Regions from separate parts of the Homo sapiens genome. Here region 2 is linked to region 1. A link is an interaction called in ENCODE POLR2A ChIA-PET data of the cell type or tissue named here. Cell type or tissue: endothelial cell of umbilical vein. All regions are shown on one strand. Links, peaks and the distances in the headings refer to the core of each region. The heading gives the core; the rest is flanking DNA. Region 1 has its middle 66 kb from the start of MIR4424. Region 2 overlaps RALGPS2 (Ral GEF with PH domain and SH3 binding motif 2).

What was found. Peaks named below come from ENCODE experiments on the same cell type or tissue, not always from the same donor. Only the 100,000 strongest peaks of a DNase experiment are listed, where the experiment ranks them.
Region 2: POLR2A ChIA-PET joins it to region 1 with 6 read pairs; 12 of 35 experiments call an interaction of 5 or more read pairs at or near these places.

What each region holds. Positions count from the first base shown.
Region 1 is chr1:178,610,732-178,613,532 of GRCh38, forward strand. No RefSeq gene overlaps it. Among named protein-coding and RNA genes, the nearest start is that of MIR4424, 66 kb to the right of the region's middle. In endothelial cell of umbilical vein, for the core only: no CTCF peak of the experiment used is centred there; a DNase peak (open chromatin) is centred at 1,660; H3K27ac peaks cover 947 bases.
Region 2 is chr1:178,733,295-178,736,095 of GRCh38, forward strand. All of the region lies in intron 1 of RALGPS2 (Ral GEF with PH domain and SH3 binding motif 2), which reads left to right. Among named protein-coding and RNA genes, the nearest start is that of RALGPS2-AS1, 8.4 kb to the left of the region's middle. In endothelial cell of umbilical vein, for the core only: no CTCF peak of the experiment used is centred there; no DNase peak of the experiment used is centred there.

The DNA.
Region 1 (2,801 bases), core at 225-2,724:
CCCAAGGGGTTCACCTTGCCCTCTGCTTAGACAGAGCTCATTCATCAAGATGAGAATTGCAATAGAGAAAGAGTAACTCACGCAGAGCTGGTTGTGCAAGAGACCAGAGTTTTATTATTACTCAAATCAGTCGCCCGAGCATTCAGGGAGCAAAGTTTTTAAGGATAACTTGGTAGGTCGGGGAGCCAGTGAGCCAGGAGTGCTGATTGGTCAGGATGAAATCATAGGGAGTGGAAGCTGTCTTCTTGCACTGAGTCAGTTCCTGGGTGGGGGCCACAAGATTAGATGAGCCAGTTTATCGATTTGGGTGGTGCCAGCTGATCCATCAAAGCTAAGTCTGCAAAATATCTCAAGCACTGATCTTAGGAGCAGTTTAGGGAGGGTCAGAATCTTGTAGCCTCCAGCTGCATGACTCCTAAACCATAATTTCTAATCCTGTGGCTAATGTTAATCTAGTCCTCAGACAAGAAGGAGGTCTGCTTTGGGAAAGGGCTGTTACTGTCTTTGTTTAAACTATAAACCGCAAAGTTTCTCCCAAAGTTAGTTCAGCCTATGCCCAGGAATGAACAAAGACAGCTTGGAGGTTAGAAGCAAGATGGAGTCGGTTAAGTTAGATCCCTTCCAGTGTCTCAGTCATAATTTTGCAAAGGCGGCTTCACGTTGTCCAGGAAACAGGGGTAAGAAGTAGTCTGGGCCAGGTGCAGCAGCTTATGCCTGTAATCCTAGCACTTAGGGAGGCTGAGGTGGGAGGATCACTTGAGGTCAGGAGTTCGAGACCAGCCTGGCCAACATGGTGAACCCCTGTCCCCACTAAAAACACAAAAATTAGCCGGGTGTGGTGGTGCATGCCTGTAATCCCAGCTACTCGGGAGGCTGAGGCAGGAGAATCGCTTGAACCTGGGAGGCCGAAGTTGGAGGTTGCAGTGAGCCAAAATCCCGCCACTGCACGCCAGCCTGGGTGGCAGAGTGAAACTCTGTCTCAAATAAAAAAAAAAAAAAAGAGTGGTCTGGGTAAACCACTGAGCACATTTCAAAGACTGCCAGTGGTGGGCCTCCTAAAGGAAAGAAACACTCCTAAATAAACTGCGCTTCTTTCATAAAGAAGCATGGGCTTTTCTGAGCTACTGGGTTAGTTGGTTTTTTTACTTACTGGGTTCTTCATTTTTTTGTTGTTTTTTTGTTTTTTTTTGCTTTGAGTTGTGAGTCAAGTCCAGATATTACTGTATTGTCCACATATCTATTCAAGTGATAGGTTTTAAATTACTGTGCTAATATGATAAATTTATAAAATAACTTCATTATCACAACAGCTACCAAAAAATTACTCAAACCAATTCAACAACTATTCTTTTTGAAAACTAAATATTTGAATAAGGAGAGTTTCTCTGTTAAAGTTTCTTTCATAAAGAAACTAAAGCTAAAAGCCAATATTATATAAAATAGAGAATCCCTTCAAATTAGAAACAAAGCCAGTCTGCCTCTGCCATCATTACACTCAGCACAGTACTGCAATGCTGACAGTAATGTCAGAGAAGGGCAAATGGAGGGAGCTACACAGAAAAGGAAGAAAGTATCATTGAGAGATGATATTATTATATATTTATGAAGCCCAAGAGGCAAGAGGTGATAAGGAGCTCTGGATTACAGGCTAACTCCACAAAATTTGGTGTTATTCTTTGTACTGGTGATATACACAAAAAAAGATTCCATTCTATAACAGTAATAAAACAACATACATTCTTCAGTATTGACTCAACTTGGAATGAAAAAACTATCTTATTCTAAGAAATGTAAAACACCATAATAGGAAACACAAAGGGAGACGTTAAAAAATGGCAAAGTCATTTACTCTGCTTCTGGTTGAGAAGAGAATACAGTAAAGATAATATGTCTTAAACGAGTATGTGAATTTAATGCAATTAAAATTCCCAAAGATCATTTATACAACTTGACAAATAATGTGAAATTAGTCCAAAAGAGCTGTAAACCATAACAAAATCTTTTTTTTTTCATTTTTGGTAGACCCTATTAGATTTTGAAACCTGTAACAACTAAATCTTCATGAAAATATGGTATCAACTTCAAAACAGGGAGAAGAAAAAAAATCACTAATTGAATAAAATGGGTATTCCAGAAATAGATTCAACTGCTTCAGTTGAAAATATATAGGGAGAGGGGAGGGAGGAATATAAGCAGTATAACAATGGAAAAAAGAGGCCAGGCACGGTGGCTCATGCCTATAATCCCAGCACTTTGGAAGGTCGAGGTGGGTGGATCACCTGAGGTCAGGAGTTTGAGATCAGTCTGGCCAACATGGTGAAACCCCTACTAAAAGTACAAAATTACAAAAAAAATTACAAAAATTAGCCAGGTGTGGTGGCGGGCACCTGTATTCCTAGCTACTCAGGAGGCTGGGGCAGGAGAATAGCTTAAACCTGGGAGGTGGTGGTTGCAGTGAGCCGAGATTGCGCCATTGCTCTCCAGCCTGGGCGACAAGAGCAAGACTTCGTCTCAAAAAACAAACAAAACAAAACAACAACAAAAAATGGAAAAAAGAAACATTATTTAAATAAAATTGTAGAGAAAACTCAAGAAGAATTATAGCCATATATATATATCCTACTTAGAGTGGATTGTTGAGAAATTTTCTAGTGTTGTGCCCTTTTATTTGTGGTTTTTGGTTTTGTGGAGGTTTTATTGTTGTTGTTGCTGTGGATTGAACTGAAGGGAATTCTCCCCTAACCTCAGAGAAGGCAGCAAGCTTCAGTGTTTTTATGTCCCTGGCTCCCAAGGGACACATT
Region 2 (2,801 bases), core at 276-2,775, 120 kb after region 1:
GGAAAAGGTGTTTGCAATACTTATATCTGTCAGAGGACTTATATATAGAGTATATTTAAAAGTATGCAAACCAATGCAAAAGAATCAGGCAACCCAGTTTTAAAACAAATGGACAAAAGACTAGAACAGGTATTCAGAAAATGAATTGTTCAGATGGCCAAGGTTAAAAAGTACTGATACATAATTTTTAGAAAACCGCAAATTAAAACTACAATGTGATGCCACTGCATACCCACCAGAATGGTGTTAGTTAAAAAATCTGAAATACAAAGTGTTGGCAAGAATGTAGAGCATTTGGAACCCTTATACATTTCAAGTGGGTTTGAAAATTGGTACAGCCACTTTGGAAAATTCTTTGGCAGCATTTGCCTAAAACTGTATCTGTATATGCTCTGTGATCCACCAGTTTCATGTCTGGGGATAGACCTGATAGAAATCAGTATATGTGTGCATCAGAGGACATGTACATTAGAAGAAAACATAGGGGTAAATCTTTATGACCTTGGAATAGGTAAAGGATTCTTACGTATGACACAAAGTGACACCAAAAGCAGGAGCAACAAAACAAGCAAGAGGTAAATTGAACTTAAAAATTAAATTTTTTGTGCTTCAAAGGATGCCATCAAGAATGTGAAAAGACAATACACAGAATTGGAGAAAATATTTGCAAGTCATATCTAACAAGAAACTTGTAGTCAGAATGTATAAACACTCCTATAACTCAATAATAAAAAGACAACTCAATTTAAAAACAGGCAAAGGAGCTGAATAGAAATTTCTCAAAGATAAACAAGTGGCCAATAAGCACATGAAAACATGCTCGACATTATTAGCTATCAGGAAAATGAAATCAAAACCGCAGTGAGATACCGCTTCACACCACTAGGATGACTTGAATGAAAAAGTTAGATAATAAGTGTAGGCAAGGATGTTAAGAAATTGGGATCCTCATACACTTGTGGGAATGTAAATGGATGTGGCTTCTTTGGAAGACCATGTGGCACTTCTTCAAATAATTTAACGTAGCATTACCATACGACCCAGCAGTTCCTCTCCTAGAACAGCAGATAGAGGTAGAAAACAGATAAGTGGCTTAGGCCAGTAGCAGGGGTAAGGGGGTGGTAGCTAAAGGGTATGGATTTCTTTCTGAGATGATGAAAATGTTCTAAAATTGACCGTGTTGATGGTTGTACCTCTGTGAATATGCTATAAACCATTGACTTGTACATTTTAAATGGGTGAATTGTATGGTATGTGAATTATATCTCAGTAAAGCTGTTAAAGATAGGAAAAATAATCAGTGATGTGACAGTGTTGCCATAATATTTGAGAAGAGCAAGATGCAGAGGGATATACCAAGTATTTGTATGAAGCAAACAACTCCGAAACCTTTATGTCTGTATGTGTTTCGATGATTCTGTAAGGTGGAAAATGTTGCACACTAAATGTAAATGTTTGTTTTCTTGTTGGTCTAAAATAGGGAGAGGGAGAGAAAAAAGGGAAAAAATAACTAAAGGTGTTGATTTAGAAAAAGGATAGCATGTATAGCAAGATCTCAGTTATGTGAACTATAAATGTTAAAAATGTTGAGTAGTTTGTGTGGTGGGATAGCAGATCTTTTTTTCTTTATTATTTTCTGGTTGTTTGATCTTTTTTATTTTATAATAGAAGTAGTTAAAATGATATTAAGAGGCAATAAAATAAAAATAAGTTATGAAACCGCCAAAACCATAGCAAACAGGGCATGTCCATAGCAGCTTCGTGATCACTTCCAGCTGGAAACAACCCAAATGTCTGTCAACAACAACAAAAAAAGGGGATAAATAATTTGTGGTATAGCCTTATAGTATAACACTGTACAGTACTGGAAAAGAATGAACTATAGCTATACTCAGCAAACATGGGTGACTATCACAGATAAAATGGTGAGCAAAAGAAACCAGACACAAAAGAGTACGTACTCCATGAAGTCATACTCCATGACTTCATTTACATAAAGTTTAGGGCAAGGTCAAACTCATGTATGGTGATAGAAGCATGAGCATGGTGTTTAGGAGTTGGGGCTGGAAAGGTAAGAGGAACAACAAAGAGGGACCTTCTAGAGTGCTAGAAATGTCTATATTTTCTTTTTCTTTTCTTTTTTTTTTTTTTTTGATGCTGTAGCCCAGGCTGGAGTGCAGTGGCGTGATCTCAGCTCACTGCAACCTCTGCCTCCCAGGTCCTGCTTCAAGCAGTTCTCCTGCCTCAGCCTCCCAAGTAGCTGGGATTACAGGCACGTGCCACCATGCCCAGCTAATTTTTGTATTCTTTTTTTTTTTTTTTTTTTTTAGTGATGGGATTTCACCATATTTGATTGGTGGTTACATGGGTGTCTACATTGTAAAATTCATCACACAGAATACCTTAGATATATGTACATTATATTTGTACATGTATCTCAAAAGTAAAAAATGAAACCATAAAAAATAAAAATAAGCAAAAAAATTATTGTACTTATTTAAAAGTATTTGTATATTTCTGGGGATAATTGTATTGCATTCAAAGATAGTTTCTACTATCATTTTTAATGGTAGCATTGTATTGTGTGAATGTATCATTATTTAAACTCTTGAGCATTTAGGTTGTTTCTTTTAGATAGTATAACAGTGATAGAGTTAACATCTTTTTTTATAGCTCTTCCTGTACTTACATAATTTCCTTTTGATGAATTCCTAAAAAGGGAGTTATTTGGAGGTTAAGTATGTTTGCATACTCGCTTATGGTGTACATGTTTGTTTCTCTATGCCCTTAATCACTTGGCA